5 separate regions of the Mus musculus genome follow, and regions 1, 2, 4 and 5 are each linked to region 3. A link is a loop called in an ENCODE intact Hi-C map of the cell type or tissue named here. Cell type or tissue: heart. All regions are shown on one strand.

What was found. Hi-C counts contacts between places; a loop is a spot of excess contacts. Peaks named below come from ENCODE experiments on the same cell type or tissue, not always from the same donor. Only the 100,000 strongest peaks of a DNase experiment are listed, where the experiment ranks them.
Region 1: a loop joins it to region 3, with 3 times the contacts of the local background. A loop is called at or near these places in 2 of 42 quality-filtered maps.
Region 2: a loop joins it to region 3, with 2.4 times the contacts of the local background. A loop is called at or near these places in 8 of 42 quality-filtered maps.
Region 4: it touches region 3 in a loop (2.4-fold over the local background); 8 of 42 quality-filtered maps call a loop at or near these places.
Region 5: it touches region 3 in a loop (2.2-fold over the local background); 8 of 42 quality-filtered maps call a loop at or near these places.

The regions. Positions count from the first base shown.
Region 1 is chr6:148,382,277-148,387,276 of GRCm38, forward strand. The region is part of intron 5 of Tmtc1 (transmembrane and tetratricopeptide repeat containing 1); the gene reads right to left. Among named protein-coding and RNA genes, the nearest start is that of Tmtc1, 60 kb to the right of the region's middle. In heart, no CTCF peak of the experiment used is centred here; DNase peaks (open chromatin) are centred at 2,045 and 2,355.
Region 2 is chr6:148,250,002-148,255,001 of GRCm38, forward strand. All of the region lies in intron 13 of Tmtc1 (transmembrane and tetratricopeptide repeat containing 1), which reads right to left. All of the region lies in intron 1 of Gm52483 (a long non-coding RNA gene), which reads left to right. Among named protein-coding and RNA genes, the nearest start is that of Gm52483, 6.7 kb to the left of the region's middle. In heart, no CTCF peak of the experiment used is centred here; no DNase peak of the experiment used is centred here.
Region 3 is chr6:148,441,915-148,446,914 of GRCm38, forward strand. It overlaps Tmtc1 (transmembrane and tetratricopeptide repeat containing 1), which reads right to left and starts at 2,438. Exons shown (of 20, transcript NM_198967.5): 1 at 1,987-2,438. The coding sequence starts at 2,285. In heart, a CTCF peak has its summit at 2,717; DNase peaks (open chromatin) are centred at 167, 1,077, 2,487 and 3,097; H3K4me3 peaks cover 3,240 bases; H3K27ac peaks cover 2,129 bases; H3K27me3 peaks cover 2,831 bases.
Region 4 is chr6:148,239,700-148,244,699 of GRCm38, forward strand. It overlaps Tmtc1 (transmembrane and tetratricopeptide repeat containing 1), which reads right to left. Exons shown (of 20, transcript NM_198967.5): 18 at 4,985-5,000; 19 at 3,489-3,566. Among named protein-coding and RNA genes, the nearest start is that of Gm52483, 3.6 kb to the right of the region's middle. In heart, a CTCF peak has its summit at 2,786 (motif pointing left); no DNase peak of the experiment used is centred here.
Region 5 is chr6:148,550,102-148,555,101 of GRCm38, forward strand. No RefSeq gene overlaps it. Among named protein-coding and RNA genes, the nearest start is that of Gm36613, 51 kb to the right of the region's middle. In heart, no CTCF peak of the experiment used is centred here; no DNase peak of the experiment used is centred here.

The DNA.
Region 1 (5,000 bases), 60 kb before region 3:
ATGCTCCCAGCATTCACTTGGGTCACCTCCCCCCAACCCTAACCTTTACTTGTGTAACGTCCTTTTCCATATAAATAAGGCGAACACCCCTTCCTCACTCTCTCTTTCCCCTCTTCTCTCTCTCTCTCTCTCTCTCTCTCTCTCTCTCTCTCTCTCTCTCTCTCTCTCTCTCTGCTACTACTTTCTCTCTCCCTTCCAATCAAACCTCTTCCATGTGGAACTGCTTTGGCCTAGTGTGCTGTTGAGATTCGACCTGCCATTCTAACACATTACTAAGGACAAGAGTGTCCACGTGAGAAGCACAGATAGAAGCATGCATGGTGTTCCCCTAGGCTCTCCGACAGACCCAACATGAGGCACAAGGTACCTGTTCCTTTGCAGCAACCAAGAGGCCAGACTGTGGAACTTTGTGACTAAAATCAGCATCCTAAACAAAGGCTGTCAACAATGCCACGTCCAGGCATTTGCCTCAGCTCATGTCCTAAGACATGAAGTGATTCTGTTAGCTTACTCTTGCCATAAATAAGACAGTGTTGCTTCTGCCCACACCATGCCCTTCAAACATGACCTACTAGAGAAAAAGAAATCACTGAGAAAGAATCAAAGGGTCAAAACTAGAAACAAGGAAAAATGTTAGCTAATTTCTTTTTATTTTATGTGTATAATACTTTGCCTGCATCTATATATGTGCAGTGCATGCATGTCCAGTGCCTCTGAACTCCAAGAGAGAGCATCAGACACCCTAGAACTGGAGTTATAGATGGGAGTGAACCACCATCTGAGTGCTGGGAATCAAATTGGGGTCCTCTGCAAGGGCAGCAAGTATTTTTAACTGCTGAGATGTCTCTCCAGCCAAGGGAGGAAGAAAAAAAAATCAATGCTGGTTTTTTTTCTTTGTCATAAACATCATAAAGTAAAAATTTTACCCTAACTACAACACACACACAAAATGCAAACATGGAGAAAGCAAGAGTTCAGTGTAGTGGAGATGTTTAAATACTGGAGAAAGGGACAGAGCAGTTGTGAGATGAGTGTTGTGGTCAGACCACTGGAACTCACATCCAGATGCCACCAACTCTTGATTTACTGGACATTCATTCTCTCAGCCTCATTTTTTTGTTCTGTAAAATGGGACTACTAAAACACTCATAGAAACATTTCAAGGTTGTATATATTTTAGTAAAATAACATGAGTTTTATCTTTTATCTCTATTATTTCAGGGGGAGGGAAAACTAGAGAGTAGATCTCACTCCGTAGCCAACACTGGTCTCAAACTCTTGCCCCAGCCTCTGAGGTATTGCAGGACTGAGCCTCCACCCCCAGGTCAAGATAATCCATATAAAAAAAACTTTCCTGAAATATCTGGAACCCTCAGAAGTGGAAAAAACAATGTAGGCAGTGTGGTAGAAAGAAAAAAAATCAAGGAAGAAAAGGTCCTCACATAAGACACAAGAAAGAGTATAAAAATACATCTCCATTAGAGGAATAAATTATAATTTCTAGAAGCAAACATATTCATGACCTAGGGATATAGCTCACTGGTAGAGACTCTGCCTGCTGAGAAGGTAAATAAGGATTTGGGTTCAAGTCTCTGTACCAAAAATAACAACAATTTTAATGTACAAATGCATCTAGATTTTTTTTTTTTGGCAGCCTTAAGGACTGAGCATAAATGCCTTGCAAGTGCCTTGCAAATGCTCTGCCACTGAGGAACACTTGGGGCTGTTTACTATCACTTTACCTTAAGGCAAGGGTCCTCTAAGTTGTCCAGGCTGGCCTGGAACATATGTTCTTCCTCCTTCACTCTCCCCTCACAGAAGCTAGGATGACAGGAATGTACAACAAGACCCTGCCCAGATGGAAAGTTGTCAACAAAAAATTTCAAATGGTTTTTCAAAAGAAAGAGAACAAAAATGGACGGGGAATCCCGGTAAACCTCTGCTTCCCAGAGCTTTTCTGTCTCCACCCATCCTTTACTGAAGGAATTGGGTGTACACGGTACTATGACCACTCAGCTGGAAGACACTTCCCCAGATGTGCAACTGCTCCAGCCACAGCAACTTCCCTGCTACGAAACACTGTACCCTCAAACTGTGAACCAACACTAACTAAACACTTTTCTTATCTGTGTGCAGAACTCCAGTCTCCTTATTACAGAGAAGAAAATCACATTGAAGGACTGTACACAACACCCTCATGTTAAATGCTAAAAGGACACTGTTCTGGGTTATCTACCTTACTAACCTTGCTACTAGACAGGTCTCTCTCCATCTCTAGCATAAGGAATTCAGAGCCTGTCCTGTTCATGAGTGTGCTTCCCGATCTCCACCCAATTCCCATTGTGTCACCAGCAGCTGACACAAAGCCAGCTGGCTTCCAACTGAACCACTTTAAACCCAGCCTGCACCACATTGCCAAGGTCTACAGGAAACCTCCAGGCCTGCAAAAACAGCCATCCCTGTAAGCCCCTGGCTCCTGGAACTCCCACTGCCAGCCAAACAGTCTACACCCATCAGTCTGTGGCTGGTCTCTCTCTGCAGTCACCAAACAACGTTCCTATTCCAGGGCTCTCTCAGGAGCCATGAGACATAAACCAGAAGGTGCAGAGAGACCAATGTGTATCACCGACTTCTGTGACCTCCAGCATCTTTTGTGTCACTTACCTGAGCCTTATGGGGGTTATTTTTAGGGAAATACTTAGAAAAGTTACTAGTTTTTCAAAGGTTAAAGGGGGGGGGGGCGGGGAGGGTATATTCAGGAGTGTTACAAGACTCTAAAGGGATTAATGGGTTATTAAAGCAAAAGGCTCTCTATTAAGTTCAAACTGGGCATAAGGGCACCAAGTGCTGAGGGCACCACCTTCTGTGTTCTCATGCCAAAACCAAGGACTTCCACTGTCTGACTAGGACACTAGGGCCACTGGCAAATATGGACGTTATGTGGTGACTATGGCCTTATGAGAAAGCTTGCGTCCTCAAAAAGGAACGTTGCCTCACTGCCCAGTCCTCAGAGCAGGACCACTCCAAACTGGCCAGACTCCCCTGTGACCCTTCCTCTCCCCTTCTTTCTCTCCCCTTCCTGTTCTCCCTCCTCCTCTTCCTCCTCCTCTCCCTCCTTTTTCCTCTCTCTGTCTCTCTCTGTCTCTCTCTGTCTCTCTCTTTCTTTCTCTCATTTACTCAGTGTCCTACTTTTCCAGCATATACATACAACTGGCCACTTTCCAAAAGTCCATTTTTCTTGCTGGAAAATCTAAATCTTAGCACTATACATAATACTGTAAGCTGTTTCCCTACGACTGCCAGCTTCATTGCTCATTTAGAGAAAGTGGAGATTATGGATATCCACATTTGAAAAGCCACAGTTGGTACAGCTTGTCTTGCCCAAAAGTCACACGCCTCAGATGTAGTCCCTCGTGCTGTCGAATTGAGATGTGGGGATGAATGAGAGGTATGTGAAGCATAGAATGGCCCCTCCGTGGTACTCTGATGCCACCATGAGACCATCTCTCTCTGTGTGGCTCTCTGGATACACAACAAACCATTACTTCCCTCTGGAGGGCTGAGTGTAGGGTGTCGTGTGGAAGCAGAGAGACAGGAACCTAACCTGATAAGTTCTTCCTTTTTGAATTTCCCAGCCTCCAGATCTCTGAGAGAATACGCTGATGTGCTTTATAAATTACCTTGTCTGTAGTATTGTGTCCTACTGACACAAAATGGAAACACTCTTCTGATAGTGTTTCTAACAAAAGCAATGTGTTGTTTAATGATGTGACTAGTTCAGCTTATACCTAAAGCAGAGGACCCAAGTCCTGAGTACTGACTTAGTTTCTTTTACTGCTGCTGTGATAAAATAGTGTAACAAAAGCAGCTTAAAAGAAAAGGGTTTTGTTTGGGGTTTAGCTCAAAGCTCCAGGTGACAGTTTATCATGGTGGGGAAGGCACAGCATAGGAGCTTGAAGCCACCAGTCACATGATATCCATAGTCAGAAACAGACACATGCCTAGTGCTCAGTTCACTTTCTCCATTTTATATAAACCAGGATCCCCTTCTAGGCAATGGTGTCACCGACAGTGGTTGGGTTGTCCTGCCTCAATAAACCTATCAGAAATAATCTCCAGCAGTCATGCCCACAGGCCCATTTCCAAGGCGATTCTAATTTCTGTTAAGTTGACAATTTATAATAATGATCACAGGACTTAATAATTTTGTTTTTATTGCCTCCCTCAGGATATAAGGGGAAAGAGTGTTTCATCTTCAGGACCCACAAGGTAGAAAAGAAAACCATTCTCAAAACATGTCCTCTAATCTCACAGGTATACCGTAGTGTGTAGTGTGTGTGTGTGTGTGTGTGTGTGTGTGTAAGCATGTATGTGCACACGTGTACACATATATATAAAATAAGAAAGAAACTGAGACAAGGAGACAAGAGACAGAGAGAGGAATCACTCAAGTGCAGTAGTTTCCAGCTGAATTCTTTGAATAAAAGCAAACCAAGCTTAAATGGTACTGCTCTCTGACAGATCATTAAATGATCTCAAAGAAGAAGATCAGTAAGTGACTTTCTTGGCACATAGCCCAAAAGGAATTCAAAGGTTTTTTTTTTTAATTCTCTCATCTATTTACTTATATAAAAATATTTCTTGTTGTAAGCATTTAAATGAAAAATCTGGATAGCCATAATTGAAACCAGATTCATCCCAACACTAAATAGTGTTCACCACTGACACATGAACTGATTTTTATTATGTATTTGTCTTATAAGAAAACACATCAGTGGCTGTTCACCTTCAATAATCATAGCTAGAATTAAAAAAAAAACTGTACTTGTTACAATGTAGCTATTCTCAGTGTATCACACACACAACCTCTTAACAGTTAAGTCAGGTTCATATTACTTTTAATCTCCATTTTAGGAGCAACTATACCTAAAGCTTGGCTTTGAACTATTTATTTCAGCTCCTGAATCTGTACAATATGACCTCAATACATTTCAACAAAC
Region 2 (5,000 bases), 190 kb before region 3:
GTGTGTGTGTGTGTGTGTGTGTGTGTGTGTGTGTGTGAGTGACAGAGCCCAAGTTGACCTAACCTCATTCCATAGCCCAGGCTGGTCTCTTAACTCACTACAAGCCTCCTGCCTTAACCACATGAGTGCTGGGATTGGGGACAGGTTTTAAGAAAGATGAGGAGAGACGCCTGGTTAAATGAAGGGAGGACTCTGTCTTACCCCTTCTCTTCTTGAAGTATTCCCACAGCTCACTGAACTCTGTGCTCCTTGCCTTATTAAATCTGTGCTTTCTGGGGCCTGGAGAGATGGCTCAGTGGTTAAGAGCATTAGCTGCTTTTTCAGAGGACCCTGTTTCAATTGCCAGAACCCACATGGCAGCTCACAAGTGTCTGTAAATCTAGTTCCAGGGGACCCAACACCTTCACACAGACATAAATGCAGGCAAAACACTTAAGCACATAAAGTATTTTAAAAACTGCATGTCCAACATTAAAAGAATGCAATATATAAAAAGATAAATCCATGTTTTCTGAGTTGGCCTCCACAAAGCACTTATCTGTCTCCTTGAGGCATACCTCCAACCCATATGGCATACCCCACACCAAGCACCACACCTTCAAAAGATCATTTAGAACCAGCTAGGACCAGTTAGAAAACTGCCCTCCTGGTCTGTGTACCTTAACATATTTTAATCATTTACAATTTAATAAATTGTAATTCAGAACCCAATGATTTACAGATATTTTTCCTATAGTTATCTAAAACTATTATATTAACTGTTCTTTTGAAAACACATAGCTTAAAATTATGTAAATAACCAAAAGTTCTGAGAACTATCCAGAAACTATAGTTAACAGTTTTATTTTCTAGTACTGCATTAATGTCAGGTAAAAGAAGGCAATCCAGTACAAAGCTCTTTGCAATTTTCCGTATGCTAAAAGTTTATCACAAGTCAGACATTTGAAAATGGACACCTCGGCCAGTCAGTGAAGGTGTGTGTGGTGGCTATCCTTCATGCTGCTCAGCAAGCCTGGCTGAGAGATCTGGAACCTGGTGGGACCCCTGGGGCTCTTCATCTCATATGGAACCACCAGTGGTGACTAAGTCCAGTTATTTTAGCACCACTGAGGAGGGGGAAGTTTCTGGGTGACAAGATTTACTTATTGAATCAGATCCATAGGCCAGCAAAATGGACATTTCTCAGATACCTTCTCTAACTGCCAAGATCAACAGCTGTCACATTCAGAGAAGATGGATGAAAAATCTCAAAATAGGTACTTTAGATCTTAACAATAAGTCTGAAAGAAAGCTTTTGTTTGTTTGTTTTTTGAGACAGCGTTCTCTGTGTAGCCTTGCCTGTCCTGGAATTTACTCTGTCCTGAACCTACACTGTGGCACTCACACGCACATGCCCATGTACACACAGATACACACACACAGGCACGCACATGCCCACACATGCATATGTACATACGAATGTACACGTAGATGCATACACACATACATGTCTCCCCCCACATATTCATACACACATATATGCACACCAATGCACAAATACACATACGTTTTAAAAAACAAAACAAAACGAAATTTGCATCTTTACCTACAAGCCCCTATCATGGGTGGAAAGGAACTTACAAGGTCTCCTCTCTTCTTGAGGAGCTAATGTCAGTTAATGGTTGCTGGGGAAGGAAGATACTTCCTCCTCATTGGTATAGCTTATTTAAAATAAGAAAGTCTACATAAAAAGTGCACTTATATATTTAAAAAACCTTCCAATGCAAAAGGACAGTGGCATTAGCTGAGATATTTATTACATTTTATTATTTTGGTTGTGGGAACAGAAATCACAGCCTCACGTGTGCTACTGAGGGAGATCCTGGCCCTATTAATTTAAATCTTTATAGATCTCTTTAATGTTTGACCATTATTCATATTCATACCAGCTTTCCCGACAGTGGTATTTAAGTGGTTTCTTTCATTGTTAGTTGAAGTATGAAGAAAATTAGACCTGACAAGATGAAAAGCAGAAAGGGGCTGTCATTTAGTCAGCACTACTGTGGAAGACGCTCAGAGCACTGTCCAAGGCAAGGTGTATTGACTGTACAGGCAGCGTACAGTGGAGCATCCTAACAACAGGAAACAGTCTCTGACACAGCCACAGGTCTATACCCCACCCAGAAGTGTGTTTGCTCTAAGCAATAAAACAAGGCAGCCGTAAAGTAACCGTTCACTAGTGGGACACTGGGAAGCTCTAGATGTGTGTCTGTGGCAGTCTTGGGGAGCAGAGGACTCATGGATTGACACTCTGGGAAGCTGACCAGTCTGACATCCCGTGGCTTTATAACCTCCTGCAGACTACTCAAGACAGAGCAGCTCCAAAGCTGAAGCTGCCCAGCAGGCCTGCTTCCTGTCTCTTCACTTTCACCACTGTTATTTTCTTTACCAAACAGTAAACGATCAACTTCAAGAGATCACAAGACATTTATGAGAAATATTCTATCAATATTTGATGTCTCATTTTCTTTCACATCCAACTGAAATGAATCAACTAGCTTGGCGTTCTTCCTCCCTGAGGAAACATTTGGCATTTTCTAGTGCTGCATGCCTTTGTCTCTCAGCAGAGTGTGAGCTCTCTCTCTGTGTGTGTGTGTGTGTGTGTGTGTGTGTGTGTATGTCTGTGTGTGGTAATGGAGTAAAAGAGAAATGGCTGCTTCAAAGAGGAAAGCCAGACAGAGAAACAATGAAGAGGACACGGTGATTGGGAAGGAACAGCAGAAGGACCATGGGTATGGGGAGTAAAGTGTTAACCAAGATGGGAGAGGGAGTACGGTCAGGGGAAAGGTCAGGGGAAGGGGGAAAGGTTGGGAAAGGGCTGAGAATAGATTAAGCAGAAGTAAGGACAATGAGAAAGTCTTATGACCCACTAATATGCAAAATAATTTCAAAATCTGATTTTTTTAAAAAGGAGTTCAAATGGAGGTGCCATTTATGAGTTGGCAAAACAGCTCCAGAAAACTGTGGTAAAAATCATGAGATATGTCCCTAAGCGTCAGTTGATAGTCCACCCCTAACTGAGCAACAGTCGGCAGCTGATAGCTCTGGGGGAAGGAAAATCTTTCCTCTAGGGAGACTGCTGCTTTGGTGGATGGGGGCCCACCCCCTGCCCCTACACTGACTGAACTCAGTGGGTTGTTTAAGGAAAAAAGAAGAAGGCATGAAGAAGGGATGTGTTAGGGGAAACGGTGGGATGGTAGGGAGGAGAAAATGAAGAATGAATATGATCATATTACATTGTATACATGTATAAAATTCTCAAGGGTAAATTAAATAATACACACACACACAAAGGAATATACACAGAGCATGCCTCTACAGGAGTGACACAGGGGACCAGGAGAGAGGAGACCTGCAAGTGTAAATACCTCAAGTGTCCGATTCCAGCTTTCCCTATCCCATTTACCCCATCCTCTACTTTTGCAGGTGTGAGACATATGGTCTACTCCTGGCCGGAAACATTTTCCCCTCAGTCTTCATGCATTAGCTTACAGGAGCTGGCACAACCTTAACCACATTGGCTCACATCCCCAGACATCCCCCTTGATGCAGAGTGCTCTTCACACTGCTGCAGGGCATTCAGACTCCCTGCTCCAACATTCCCTTTCCACGACTAGGTTCCAAGAAGACAAGACACAGGACTTGCTACTTGAGGAATCTCTGGTGCTTAATAGGATTTGTATGCTCAGTTACCAGGAGCTAAATAACTAAATCAATACGTTCTTATATTAGGGTTCATTCCAAGTTGACTTAGCTGTGAGCGTGGACTGTGACTGAACCAATTCATGACAGACTCCATCCCTCTTACTAACTCACATGTTAGATCTTTCACTCTGGTATTAAATAAAAACACATCCCAAAATATATGAAAGGAAAATATTTTATAGCTGTTTTTATATTAATTGAGTTTTTCAGTAGGTTATAAACCTGATGTTAGCAATAATTTTCAGTGGCCATGTTAATCCCAAAGACAGGAGGAGAAAGACCATTGACAGGAATCATCATGGCAAAATTAACTGAATCAAGCAATTCACTCTAGCAAGCTTTTTATTTGTGTACATGGGCTGCCTCCCCCTAAGGTGGGGTTCAAGAGGTCAGCATTGGCTGTGAGAAAGACAAGGTTTTTATAGTTCAGGGGTAGGGGGCTTCCAAGTAGGGATTTGGCAGGGTTACGGGAGCAGAGTGCAAAAACAGACATTAGTCCTAGTGACCTCCTGAAACAAAGACATGCTTGCAAGGTGGACATAACAATAGGCAGTCATAGGTGGTCAGATAACCTTTTGAAACAAAGGTAGAGTTGCAGGATAATTATAAACAACTTTTTGAAACATAGATGGATTGCCTGCAGTTCCTGGAATAGGTAGTTCAGAACCATTTGTAGTTAAGGTTGGTTATAGCCCAATCCTTGAGAAACAGAGGTTTAATCATTAATTAGGAATGAACCTAATTTGTCTTTACCATACAAAGGCTTTTAAGCCTAAGATGGAGGCAGGTGGTTCTTCAGTCTGCATCATAAACAGTATTAATTTCATTTCCTTATTACTATTGTGATGCAAAATTATGTTCTCTGTGGTAAGGGGTAGATGGCTACAAGTTCCTGTGGGCTCAGGACCATTTACAACCCTGTCTGAGAAGCTCAGCGTCTACCTGTGAATGCTCGTGGAGATCGGGGGAAAGCAAGGCAACAGGCAGGCCGTTGCCACCCCAGACTCTCCTGGCATCAGATTTTTCTACCCTTCTGCTGTGTGTATAAAGGAGTACTCACATTCTCCAGTGCCCCTAACAGCTCAGTCATAAGCTTCCAGTGTTTTGTTTAGATTTGATTTGTTTTGCTTTGTTTTTCTCAAGTTCTGTCCACCTTGTTTTTGAGACCAGAGGTTCCTCTGTCTGGAAGCTGAGACTCACAGATCTAAGCTGGCTGGCCAGTGAGCCTCAGAAATACCTCTCTAGTGCTGGAATTA
Region 3 (5,000 bases):
TTCTGCCAGCCCTGTTCATTCCCCATCCCCATCCCCATCACTATCCCCAACCCCTCCGCAGGGTGGGGGCAGGGGCGATGAAGTCAAGCTAGTGATAAAAGGTGGAGGTGGATAGCCCCTCCTCCTCTGGCTTGGCAGAGTTCCTATTAGGAACTATTAAAAACACTTGGACAGCCAGCACCTTACACTTACTATGCCCGTCCTCCAGCAGCAGGCATTCAGCCCTGACGCTTTAAATGGAAACTGTTCTCAGGCCAGGGACCAGGGTAGGCTCCAGGGCTGTAAAAAGTCCGCATATGGAGTGCAGTGAGCTTATACACCTTCAAATTAATCAACAGCCTCACCCAGTCCATGAAAACGCCTATCGTCCATCCAGTGTAAAAAGAAGCGTTCCTAGTTTTATGATTTAAAAAAAAGAAAAAAAGCACTTGGGAAATTAAAAGGGCTGAGAAACTCTTCAGCTAAGGCTATCTTTGGGATGAAAACTAACACAACTTTCCAAAGATAAATGTTTATAAAACATCTCCTTGGGAGTCAGATGTGTTATTTTCTCGCCGTCTTTAAAACATTAGTTTATTCGAAAGAATTACGTGAAAGACAGCTGCAGGTTTTCCTTTTCTCTCCAAAGCTCTGGGCCTGAAGGCTCACGCTAACTGTTATTTTGCCAGCTGTCCCCAGAGATCAGTGCCATAAACTATGGTTCCTATGGCAAAGATTTGAAAACGAGTTAATACGGAGCTAATACCCTGTGAGCTGCTGTGTTCTGAACGCACACCAGCTCAAACGCGGAGCAAAGTTACACTGGATGGAGCTCATCGGTTTGGTTCCAACCCGTCCTTTCCCTCAGGATTCAAGCAGATACACCACCCTACAAATGCGTACTCTCAGTCCGGTTCCACTACTTCACACCAGAAATGCTGAGTCATGGTTCCGGGGCTGGGGAAGGGGCTCTCTGCGCCCTTGCACGTTCTCAGTGTGGGTCCCGGAGGCTGGGTGCAGCACCCGGGATGCAGAGGCTGGGGCTGGAAATGCCCGGGTTAGGGAGGCTATTAGCATCCCAGTACGCAAAGCCCGGTGCTCAGAGTAGGGTGCCTGACACCTCTCCCTAGCTCCTACCTGGAACACCCACAGCATAGCAGCTTCAGGAGCATCGTAGGCCACCTGGTCCGGTCCCTTTATTCCTCATCTGCCCAGCAGTACAACCTCCCTGGAGAAGCTGACAACTTGGAGCATCGCCACCCTCTGGAACCCGCTAATCGCGGGTAGGAAAAGCTCCAGCGAGAAGTCTGCCATCCTTGAAGCCCCGGGGGACATAGCAGGCAGAACTCGGTCCCAACTCCGCAGCCAGGAAGCGCGGGAGAACCTAGGTTTAGCTGGGAAGATATAGGGCAGAGCAGAGATCTCCCCGAGTAGCGCGGAGAGTACCCAAAACAGAGCCAGAAGAAAACGATGTAGTGCTTCAGAACCTGAGCAAAGCCTTGAGAACCTTAAGCTGTCCCGGGTAATGACCAGAGGTAGAGCCAGGTGGATTCAGGACTAAGCCTGGAGCAATAGGATCAGAGTCCGACCCGAGAGAACCCAGCCAGAGCAACGAGATCTCGGGGCAGAGCGGAGAGAACCTCGTTCAGAGAAAATCTGGGGCTGCGCTGACAGAATACTAGAGTTGTGAGGGCCTGGGACAGACCCTGGAGAACACTTAAGATAGAATCAGGAGCGCCAAGCATAGAGCCCAGAGGACCTGGGGCAGAGATTGGAGAACGGAACAGGGCAGAGATGCAAAGCGTAGAACCTAGAGGACCAGACTGAACAGCCAGAACACAAGATAAATCCAGGAGGATCTGGCTGATGACTAAAAGACCAGGGGTAGAACTGAGAGAAAGGGGAGAACAACCTAGAGGAGGTACCGAGGGACCTGTCAGAAGTGTCCCCGCCGTACCATCCCTTCTCCAAGGAGAGGCGTCTAGACCCCAGGACGCACAGGCTCACCTGAAGGACAGCACGCACAGTGGCCGATAGGACTTGTGGCTGGTGCTGTCCGCCAGGCCCTTGCCCCAGAAGTCGTTAGCGAAGATGGCCCAGCGCAGCGGTGTCCCGGGCCGCACGTCGGGGTTGTTCACGATCGCCCACACATCGTCGTGTACAAACTCGCCCCGCAGCGAGCGGCCGTAGCAAAGGCAGCTGGCCCCAGCTAGCAGCGCCGCGGCCCCCGCTGGAACCAGCCCGCAGCGCGGGCGCCGCGAGGGCGCGCGCTCCCCGCCGCCGCGGTCCCCGCGGGTCACCAGCATCGCACCGCCCGCACGGCCGCTCCCGCGCAGCGCGCATCCTCCCCGGCCGGGACCCGGGCGCGCAGCGGCCTGCTTGGCTCAGGCATCGCACGCCCACTGTCCCCGCCCGGGCGCCCGGTGCTCTGCCGCCGCGGTGGCCCAGCTGCAAATAAACAGCGATCCCCCCGCCTCCCCGGGCCATCGCCGCCGCCTCCGCCCACTCTGCGCATGCCCGCTTGCGCGCCTCCGCCTCCTGGATCCTGGGACCTGAGGTCCCCAACACCTGGCCTCTACCAGCTGGCGCTGAGTCCGGGACAGCCAGAGCGCGCAGGTTTAGCGGGTCGCCGCAGGGCTTGAGGGGACACGCGGGAAGGCCACCCAGGGTCCCACCGGGTACGCCCAACTGCTTTCCCAGACCAGTCCCCAGCCGGTCTCAGCTGCGGAGGGGCAGGTCCCCGCCGCCTCCCGGCCGCAAATCGGCAGGCTTGTCAGGTACTCAGTCTGGACCCGGACACCCTCTCTCCCTGGAGGCGTGAGCGATTCGAAACCAGCTGGACAGATGGGGGACAAGCTCCAGCACCCGCAGGGCTTAAAGTCTTCCAAGGTGCTATGCCCCAGTCCTGGGAACGCAACGCGCGCAGCAGTCCTTTCCCCAAAGCCCAGGGGTGCATCCCCGGCTGTGAACTGCCTCCTTGCTGTTTCTGCTGCTGCTTATAATAAGCCCGGTTTTGATTTTTATTTCCGTATGGGAAGCTCTTCCTTTTGTTTTTCCCTTAAACTCTTAAGCAATGAAGGAGGCGCTGAACACATTACTTCTGGCTTTCTTTTGGTTTTGGTTTTGAGACCCTGCCTTAGGCTGACATTCAGGCAGTCCTGGGCATTGGCTACAGAAGCCAGGCTGATCTCGAATCCTAGAGTACCCCCTACCTCAGCTGCCCAGGCCCAGCTACTTTACCTGCTATTTTACTGGTTGGATCTCTTGGGAATAATTATTGTCTCCTGGGAGACTGCCTTGACCCTTAAATACAAATTAAAACTATGGACTGCCTTGGCATTGCCTCTGGCTCAGAAACTTCCTGTCTTTCTCGAAACTGTTCTACTTTTGAATGCCAATCACAACAAATAAATGAGGTATTCCAGAAAAACACTGACTTCCCCTAATACTGAAAAGCCCCGTTGGTTCTTTCAGGCCACTTGTGAATGGACATGGCTTTATTACTGAAATTAACTGAGACTTCATACATCCAGACCCCAAACCTCAAAATAAAGTCGTCATTAAAACAAACAAAAGCCAAACAACATCAAACTTTTGACAAGAAAGAAAAGAAACTTGAAATGGAAAGGAGAATTTGTTCTTTGAGCCTCCCGATGGCTCCTTAAATTTAAACACCAGAGCACTTAATGCAGCAGTTCCCAAATTAACAGGGACATAGTCCAAGACAGGATCCATTCTTGCCTCTTTTGATGTTTTGTTTATTGTTGGTTTTTCTTGGTGAATCAAAATTGGTGAGAGAGGAGCAAAGCTGAAATCTTGTGTCCCAATGACAGCTTTCTTAGAACATCTGACCCTCAGTGACTGCTGAACCGAGACACACAGACACAGACACACACACACACACACACACCACACACACTTGTGTCCTTTGCTCCCTCCAGAGTAATAAAAAAAATGGATGTAGGTTTTACCTGGTGCACATTGTGCTAATGAAGGGTAGAGACACAAAGCTACTCAAGTACTGTGTGTGTGTGTGTGTGTGTGTGTGTGTGTGTGTGTGTGTGTGTGTGGTGAACAAGAGCTAACTAGGGACAATACCCTAAACCCAGGAGAGTGACTTCAAGAAGCACACTTCTTCACAGCATTCTTTCACAAGAGGCACACCTCCCCTCATCACAGCAGTTTGGGATTTTAGGTGAAGCAGAGTCAGAGTTGTCAGTGACAATGATCCTAATGAAGGGAACCCGAGATGAGACTCTAGAGAGAGGGAGAGGCATTCAGGAAGCTTAGCATGTATGTTCAGTATGTGGCATCTCAGTGCAGGCTGTCTCCAGCGATCAGTGACATTTTCACTATGTCTGCTTCAAATGATGGATTTGGAGTTCATTCAGAATCTAGATGGTCTCTCACTTACAAGGTTCAGCCCAGAGCTTTCCAGTTTGGCAGTGGTGTAAGAGCCATCCACTGCACAGAAACTGCACTTTGGGAAAGCACACAGTCAATGATGTGGTGATGCTGTGGTGTTCAGGTTGCTAACCTTGAAGCTCCACTGTCTGGAAGTATTAAATGTGTTTCAATTTATCACATCTTCAGAGCCCGACACATCTATGTTCAGAGCATGAACTGTGAACCAGGAGCACCCATAGGAAGATTCTCCGGGGACATCATTTCCTGACCTAATCCTGCTCTGTGCCGTAGAGTGCCACCGTCAGACAGCAGGTGCCATCAAACTGCTTGCTCCTCTCTCAAGGCACAGAACAACCATCTCAGCTAATAAAGGGCCCAAAAGGAAATTAGATTTAATATCTCACTGCTTAGTCTCCAATTATGGTTAAGAGCTTGGTAATTGCAGGAGTACTGCCTTCTAAGATATCTGTGTCCACCCAGGGCATTCTAAAACAAACGATTCCACCAGTACATTTGAGGCTCAGACAGGATCATTCATAAACATCACGGGAATGGGATTACTCAACAGTATTAGCACAACACTGGAAATTAATCAGTGGCAAGTCAATATTTTA
Region 4 (5,000 bases), 200 kb before region 3:
TCTGTTAAGCTTAGTGTATATGTGGGTACCTTGAATGCTTTTGAATCCAAGAGCTCTCAAAATACCCCATGTAGTGGGCCACAAGTTCGTAGAGCCTACCCTGAATTTGGGTCTCACCCTTAACCTTGGTATTGTCTCAGATTGCTGGGTTTCTTTGCTCTTTCGGACAAAATCTAATTCGCCTTCTCTCCCTCAAATTGTTCTTTTCTTGATTAAACTGTAAACCCTGTTTGTTTCCTTTTTCAATTATATCCCCTAAGCCAATGACTCCAATTCTATGGTGTGTAGGAATCGGAATGATTTGATTTCTAGAACTGACTTTTAATTAACCAAGACTAAGACCCATCAGGCATACTAGACACATTTCCTGCGCCCAGTTGCTGTTGTCAGCTGCTACCCCTTGGACAATAAGACACAGAGCAAGCTCAGTGTCACATAGTCTTCTACTGTACAGTAACATTCTACAAAGCACAGATGGTCATCACGAGGCCATGGTAAAACAGTATTTTGAAATATGGTTTGTATGATGGAATCCTCTTAGAGGTTGTAGTTTAAGCCCACCTACTTCATTTTATGTAAAAGTTCATGGAACATACTAGAGAGCAAATATCCCTAACCCAAAAAGTACAAAATGTTCAAAGTCTGGCACTTTCTGAGCAGACAAAATACCATAAATGGAAGATTCTGTAACTGACCTCATGGAGTGGCCTACCTGTCAAACTATAGACACACTAAAAATATGCTATACAACTACCAGCAGCATCGGCATGAAAGCTGGAGAGAATGTTCCATTTAGCCTTGACCGTCCACATCTGAGGCACTTCGGGTCACAAGCACTGACTTAGACTGATGAGTGTCCTTCCTTCCTAGGGCAGTTGCAACTCTCATGGTCGTCCCCCCATCTGTACCACCTCCATGTAAGGCCTTATTTCTTCACCTCCATAACTCCTAGAGGTTCACTCTCTCCAGTCACAGGGCAGAGGCCAGGGCCAAGGTGAGCAGCACTGATGAACACTCCTTGCAAAAGACACAGCAAGACCAGGCTTGTTCCTGCATGCCTAGTGATAATATCCTGGACTATGGTGGCCTCAGAGTGACACTGCCAAGCTATGTGCCCACTACACATTGTTCAATTTCACTCACAGAATTGTTAAGCTATGAGTGTGAGAGTTTCCTACTGCCCAGGTTAATCCATGACGTCTGCAGTGACAAAGGCTGATTAGTTTAAATAGAGGCCAATTACACTAGAAAATAACACACTCAATAGATAAATTAACAACAGAACTTTGATTTTTGGTATATTCCATCTGAGAAAATTGTACATCCTTTTTAAAAACAACTACTAAATATATAACTTACATATTTAAACAATTGCACTATTCTAAAGAAAGTTTCACAGCTGGGTGTTGTTGAACATCTCACAGTACTGCAGAGCAGAGCATAGGTCTGTGACTGAGCAGCAGTGTGCTTACGATCGATCCCCACACTGAGGTCTGTTGTCTTATCCGCACAGCCAGGAGTCCCTGTCCCTTTGCTGCCTTAGAGTGCTCAGTGCCTGTGGAAGGAAAACACTGGCAGGCCTCCTGAACATCCTCCACAGCATCAAATGATGTGTTCATAAAAAGATAAAGAAGTATAAGAGTATGTTCTATAGGGGTGTGGTGAGGTATGGGGAAGGGGGTGCCTCAGTCATGTCAAGGCATCCCTTCCTCCTGAGGGACCAGCCACACAACGGTATAGTATAGAATAGAGTTTATTCAGGGCATCAGACGGGAGTTAAGAGGGTAGTGGAGGCAGAGAAAGGCAGAGAGAAGTAGAAGCTAGCCATGACCATGTGGAGAGAGTGGGGAAGGGAATGGGGAGAGAGGGAAACAAAAGGGCATCACCACACTGTCTGCACCCCTGCAGAGTCTGAGAGAAGCCTGTAGAGAAGTTAGTTCAACAAGTCAGACCTTGGCATCTCTGTGCAAAGAGACCCAGCTTACCTGGCATGAAGCCCAAGTTCCTGGGAAGCTCTGGTAGGCCTCACTCTTTTGGGCCTCCGCGTCTACCTTCTCTTCTCTGACCAGCCATGCTCCTGCTTACTATTTCCCAAGCACACCAAGCACCTCAGCCTCAGGCCTCTGCGTGTGCTCTTTATCTGTCCACATGACTCAATCCCTTCCGCGCTCTGCAGTCTAGAGGAGCCTTCTTCTGAGCCCTGCCAACATCCTCTCTTCTCTTCCTATTTTTGTCAGATGCTTCTTACCATCTGATGTATTCTAGGCACACACACACACACACACACACATATATGCATGTGTGTATTTATTGCCTGTCACCCCAAACTAGAACACAAACTCCAGTGGACAGCAATTTCTGGCTTGTCTGATCACTGTTACATGCCCAGTGTCTCGATGTACACCTGGCACGCAGGATGGATGCTCGGTGGAGATGCCGGTAAGATGAGTGAGTACAGACATGAATGAATCATGACACATCTTTGACTTTATTGGCTATAAACAACAATCCCACTCAGGGTCACTTTCAATCATTCTTGGCAGTAAGACTCACCCAAAGTTAGCTTCAGGGAGTGTGGACCATAGCAGACAAATGTGCTTTCTACTAAACAGTTAGGGAATAAAAAATGTTTTCACACACAAAATAAAGGGGCAGTAGAAATGGCTTGGTAGTGAAGAGTGCATACTGCTCTTACAGAAGACCCACATTCAGCTCTTAGCACCCATGTTGGGCATCTCACAAGTGCCTGTAATTGCAGCTCTAGGGGACCCATGAACGCCCTCTTCTGGCCTCTGATGGCATTGCACTCAAATATACAAACCCATATTCACATACACATAATAAAAATAAAAATGAAAATGAAAACAGGAAATAGTACAGCAGTATTTAAATTAACAGTCTGGTATTGCTGGGGAGTCGAGTCAGCAGGCTTCATAGGGTCAGTACACACAGACTTCAACCGCTGTCTGATGGCTCTTTTTCCCAGCACATGTGATTCTCCTCACGATTTAGAAACATTTAGAAGGGGTCCATGGGAAAAACAATATGAGCTAACCAATACCCCCCCTGGAGCTCATGTCTCTAGCTGCATATGAATCAGAAGATGGCCTAGTCGGCCATCAGTGGAAAGATAGGCCCATTGGTCGTGCAAACTTATATATGCCTCAGTACAGGGGAACACCAGGGCCAAGAAGTGGGAGTGGGTGGGTAGGGGAGTGGGTGGGGGAGCATGTGGGGGACTTTTGGGATAGCATTGGAAATGTAATTGAAATAAATACCCAATTTAAAAAAAATAATAAAAAATAAATAAATAAAAGAAAGAAAGAAAGAGAAAAAAAAAAAAAAAAAAAAAAAGAAGGGGTCCATGATGTCCGCTGTTTAATACAGCTCTTGTGAATTTTATTTTCAAAATGCCTGTTTGAAGTATTCTAATCCTTTCAAAGAGAAAATGAACTAGGGTGGATGAGAACAGTGAGTGCAACACCTACCTGGATGTGCCGGATGCCACCCATGTTCATCCATGCCTGTGCCTGGTCAGGATCCAGGGTCACAGCAGCTTCATAGCTCTGAGCAAGGAAGGAAAGCTTCACGTTAGGGCTGGAGACGCGTCCTCAGTGCTGCAGAGCTGCGCAGACCCCTGTGCGCATGGAGAGCCTGAGAGGTGACAGCCACTGGCAGGTGGCAAATCCAGTCTGTTATTTTTTCAGAGCTCATGGTTTGGAAGTGGGGTTCCTGCACGAGGGGACCCAGGGACTACTGTGACAACACACATCTGTCTGGCTTGCCCTTGGTGGACTTGGGATTTCTGAAACAGCTTGTTTCTCTGGTTCTCCAGGAAAACTGTGTGTGTGGCCTTCCTCACTATAAATGAGCTGATGAGGAACATTTCTGATGGGATTACAGAATCCAAGGAGTGTAGTTCAGTACAGAGCAGAGGCCCCAGGCTTGATCCCCAGCACTCAAAAATCAAAGACCCTGAGGTGTTCTCCTGAGTGGCTCCATGGTGGGGCGGACCAGCACCCTGCAGCCTCCTGCTTGCGGCTAGGCTCCTAAGGCAGCATGCTCACACTACTTTGTGGGGATGCGGATATCTATCTTTTTCTTCTGTCTTTTCAAAGCTGTTCAGAGCTGAAATGTGGTGGCACACTGTTATAATTTTCTGCTCTGGGGCAAATCTGCACCTTAATGCTGAAGTGTTTAAATTTGTTTTGTTTTTGTTTGTTTGTTTTTGATTAGCCTTGAACTTGTAACCCTATTGCCTCTGTCTCCAGATATCTCACTACATCCTGCAGACATAGTAATGTTTTTAAACAACAGCCACCCCCCCTGTGTGTGTGTGTGTGTGTATGTGTGTGTGTTTGTGTGTGTGTGTGTGTGTGTGTGTGTGTGTGTGTGTGTGTGTGTGTGTTGGGGGTACATGCATGCCACTCTAAGCATGTGGAAGGGAGGCCAACTTGCAGGAGTCAATACTCTTCTTCCACCATTGTGGTTCCCAGGTGGTCAGGCTTGGAGGCAAGTGCCTTTACCCACTGAACCATCTTGCCATCCCTGATAAGTACCTGATGTGGTATTTATTAAGCTTCAGAAGAAAAGTCACTGCAAGAATGGATGGTCTGAAGGGGCTTCTTGAGGTAGAAGAGGAAATCCAGAGGTGCTGGGGTGTGTCACATACACATAAAAAGCTACTTGGGCTCTAGTCTAGCTGTGATCATAGGTTCTTCCAGAGAAAACAGAGAAGACTGGCTCTTTAGAATCCTAGAATATGGAATGCTTTGAATGCTTTCTATCCAGGACAACTCAAAAGAAAATGCAAAGGTACTGTGTAAAAGAGTCATCAAACATCAGGGGCTTAAATGAGATGCAAGAGTGATGACTATCAGAAGCTCCTTCTGTGACCATCAGGGACTGAGGCTGTGTGAGCTTCCTTGTTGACTGCAGTATCCACTTAAACCTGTAAACTGAATGACAGTTTTGTGTGTTTTACCTCAAAAGCTTTGTCC
Region 5 (5,000 bases), 110 kb after region 3:
AACGAAAGTAGTATAAATCCATAGTAATAACCATGATTTTATATTATGTTACAAAAAAATAATACTGAAGTGCAGTTTTCATAGAAATTCTCATTTGGCTTTTTTTAAAATACTCTTTAAATTGATTGCCAAAATTTGAAGATTTTACTCAGAAGTGAGAATCACAATTTTCCGAATCTCATGTGTGTGTTCTCAGTCGGGGGCTGAGCAGCAAAGTGGCTCTTTCTAAGCCGAGAGCTGCTTAACCTTCCCTTCTTCTTTGGGGCAGTACTTGGTTTCTCCTCCATGTTCCATGTTGCTTTTGACCCATCCTGACCTTTGTGTGCTGCAGTGGCATCTCTTTGTTGCTCAGATCTCCCAGCGTCTCTCCTGTGTTTTCCTGAAGTGGCTCATCTGGCTTCTGATGTATATCTGATCACATTGAGAGATTTCCTTCAAGAACTCTCACGGACTACTGCTTCATTAACATCCTTGACCTTTGACCCACTCTAACACAGGGTTTATAAAGGATAAAAACCAAGAATAAATGTGTAATCTTAGCATACAAGTAAGAGATGGACAGTTCGGAGAGGAATAGCCCAAGCCTCAGACTCCCGACTGTTTACAAAGGATTCACTATCTCTGCTACTTTGTTTTGCTCTTTTTCTTGGTTCTAGAAAGATCTGCATGGCTCTAAGTGAGAAAACTGGGCTTTTCTTTGTCACAGAGAGAGAGGGTAGAAATCTCACACCTTGTCAGAGTGGTCAAGGTTTGTCACTTGACAGAATCTTGAAAGGACCACCATTTTCCCTAGGTTTATGATATTAACTATATGTGTTAATCAAATTATAATGTAATTTAGAAGTTGAGACATTTTATATCCAGTACAATAACCTTTCCAAGTCTGCTAAAAGATGAGTACAAGAGCAAGTTACTTGACTGTTGAAAGGCAGCCTTTCTGTGTTATCCACAGAATGGAGCTGACAGTAAAAGTAACTGTTTCAGAATTAACGTGATTAATTACAAGTGTTAACCAAATGTCTACTCTCTGACACATAGTGCTTTCATACGATTGCCTCACTTAACCTTCAAAGCACTTTAACACAGTGATGCTTGACGTCATCATAGCTAATGGCTAAGCTGGAATTTGAACCCAGAACCTCTGGCTATACGTCATACTGAGAAGTGTCATTAGGGTAGGGAGTTTTGAAGGTCATGGATACTAAGCACTTGACCTACAAAAGCCCTCACACTGACTGAGTAAAGCTGTGTTAATATCTTTGGCTCAAAGCCAAAGAATGTTTGGTGGCTAGAAGGATGGACATAGTAACATCTTAGAGGATGCTAGGCTTACTAGACACTCTGGTTAAGCACTGACTCTGTTAACTATAATTCCCTTAGTGACACTTGTTTTTAAAGCCAGATATTCTAATACTAGAAGTCTACTTCTGTGGAGGTGGTCTGAGTCAGGTTATGGTGTCACATACCTATAATCTCAGGGGCAGGAGGATTGCTGTGAGTTCCAGGCTAGCCTAGAGTACAGAACGAGACTCTGTCAAAATACAGTAAGCAGTGCATAAATATAAATGCAATTAAAAAGTGTTCACAGTGGCTATAAATATATTTTAAAAGTCTATATTCAGCCTAATACAATTATCAACTCTCCCAAAGGTGACATTAAAGTGGGCATAGGGCAAAGCTCTCTGCCTCTTCTCACCTATCAGTGCTGTGGTGGCAACTCTCAGTGTTGCAAGGCTCCCTAAAACCCAGTCACATTGCAGAGAACATATAGGTGAAAGGAAGAGCCAACCACTCCCTAAATCCATTCCTACAAACTCCATACTGAAATGTCTCCAGAGAGCTTGACTAACAACTACTGAGAAACAAGTATATATGTGTATGTGTGTGAATATGTGTGCATATGTATGTGTGTATATGTATGTATATGTGTGTATATGTATGTATGTGTGTACGTGCATATATATATATATATATATATATATATATATATATATATATATGCTGTTTCTCACGGCTTTGATTGTTTGTAATTCAATATCAAAAGAAAAACTTTTTTCTCCTCACTGTTTTCTGTTTCAGTATATAAACAAACACTTCCTTTTACTAAATGTCATTCTTTTTTTTTTTTTTTTTTCGAAACAGGGTTTCTCTGTATAGCCCTGGAACTCACTTTGTAGACCAGGCTGGCCTCGAACTCAAAAATCTGCCTGCCTCTGCCTCCAGAGTGCTGGGATTAAAGGCGTGCACCACCACACCCAGCTTCTAAATGTCATTCTTATATGTCATCTGTACAACAAATAATGTTGGAGATGAGCTAGTTAAATGACTGTTCTAATAATGACATACAAAGAAGCTGTGTGTATTGCTTATGGCTATGTGGCTGGCTGGTGGTGGAACTGAGACCCTCTCTCTTCAGTTGGGAAATTTCCAGTCATGTGAAGAGAAACATATTCCTGGAAAGATTGCAGCTGGGTCAGATGACAAGAAAGGAACACTTGGGAATACTGCAAATATCCAAAAGCTTAGTGTAATTTTTATAATCCCTAACTTCTCAATACTGCTTATAATTTTAAATCCCCTTACTATTTTTATAAAGGCCGAATTCATGTGAGGTTTTCCCCACTTAATTTTTTTTTCAAAGAGAAGGGGCTTGGAGAGGCTCAGCAGGAAAGACTGCTTGCTTCAAAATCACGAGGACCTGTGTTTAAATTCCCAACATCCAAACGAAAAGTCAGGTGTGGCTGTGAACATCTGTAACCCCAACTCTGTGGGGACAAAAGCTGCCTGGCGTTTGCTGCCCACTTCCTAGCTTCAGGTTCAGTCAGACTCTGTCTCAAGTAAATGAGGCTGGAGTGATAAACAGAACACTCTATACTTTCCTGTGGCCTCAAGGGAGTGAACACATGTGGGCACATCCATCACAGAGAGAGAGAGAGAGAGAGAGAGAGAGACAGAGACAGAGACAGAGACAGAGACAGAGACAGAGACAGAGACAGACAGACAGACAGACAGAGACAGAGACAGAGACAGAGACAGAGACAGAGAGACAGAGGGAGATTTGCTAAAACAATGCTGCTTAATCAAGTACAATTGAGTTTATATATATATATGCATATATGTATATACACACATATATGTATATATGTATGTATATGTGTGTATGTATATATATACATATACATATATATGTATATGTGTATATATATATATCAATGTATTCTAGGCAGCCTCTTTATTTACATCTCTGAATGTGTAGGTGTTTGGGTTTGTGAACTTGGTCACTGTGGGAAGCCTATGTGATCTCAATTCAATTCTTGAATTTCCTGTACGTCTTGCAGTGGTGCACAGTGAACAGGTCTAAATTTAATTCTATTCAATAGTCTGTGGGGCTATTTCTAAAGCTGTTGTAATAAAACTCTCAAATCCACATGGGTCTAGTTTTCACATGTGTAAGAGTTCTTCCCTTAGGATAATCAGAGGTTGGTGAGGAAGAGCAGGCTGGATTAGGGAGGAGATTGTGTGCCATAATTACCCCAGCACATAAAGGATTCTCTTACCCACCACAAAACCCACCTGAAGCAGTTTGCTCCCTAGGATGAAAGGGAACGTAGAGAATAATGAGTCAACTGAAATGACTTCTCGTTCCAACAGAGCAGACTGTAGTTTCTAAAAATGGCCGCAGCAATATTTCTGGTCTCCAATGTTCCTTCTGAAGTATGTGTGAGGCTGTGTGCCCAAATGAATGGAATGAACAGAATTCACTGAGCACAGTTTCTTGTGTTATGTCTTAAAGGAGATACATCTCCCGAACCTTTTCTCAGCATACTTACCCTGGACTTAGTTATCTGGGGATGAGAAACACAGACTTTATCTGTGTGATAACTCGGATCACAGCTCCACAAAACACTCAGCTAGTAGCCAGCATCAAATGCCCTATATATGAAAGAGCCTGAAAGCTGCCAATCCCAGCCTCTCTGTGTCCAGGCTAACCACATGTGAAACAGAGAAGAGCTGCCCCTTAGTACCCAATCTAAGTGGCAGAGCCACACACAAAATAAATATTATCCATGCAAGCCACTCTGTGATTTTCTAGTCAGCACCAGCTAAGGAGGATATGTTGTCTTTTGAAAGGTATTAATCATGAAGGACAAATTAATTTTCACTTAATTCCTCCATGTTGATTTTTACCTATTCCTGGCTGTTTGCAAATTCTTACTGAGGGAAAGACAAATTAGACAAATGCAAACCTTTGATAAGAGTCCTGGGCTTAGCAGAGAGAGCCCTTGGGTGAGTGCCTGCTGCTTCTGAACACTCACATGTTTTATTTCTTACATCAATTGCTCACCAGGAATGCCTGAGATCTATACAGTATGGCCACTGCATCAGGCCTAAGCAAAGAATGTATTAAAGGAGATGCTGCCTTCTTTCTTCCCTTTCAGTGTCTCTGTCTCCAAGCTACCCGCATAGCAGCAAAGCAGATAAAAAACGCCATCACACTGCAGAGATGTGTAGTATTTAGGTTCTCTTCTGGGATGACTTAGCACCAAAAGTAAGGCTGGGTGTGAAAGGGATGAGTCACTGGGGTTGCTTTAGATGCTAGGCTAGGAGGCTGCTGGAGCTAAGATGATTACACCTGTTATGACTGAATCCCTCTGAATTCTACATGCTGAAACCACGGCCCCCATCCTGCTGGTATCATAAGTTAGAGCCCTTTGGGATCTGATTAGGTCCTGAAGGAGGAAAGCTCAGGATGGATTTGGTGACCTTAATAACGAGTCCTAAGAGACCACCCCTGCTCTCTTTCACCACGTGAAGATATAAGGAGTTGACATTCTGAAAGCTGAAGAAAGCTCCCAGCATTACCCAACCATGCCGGCCCTGGATCACAGGCTTCCCAACTGTCAGAAGCAAATCCATATTGTTTTTCAGCCACTGTAAACATGGCATTTTATTACAACAGTGCAAAAGGACTTACCTCCAGACCATACTTAATCATCTTA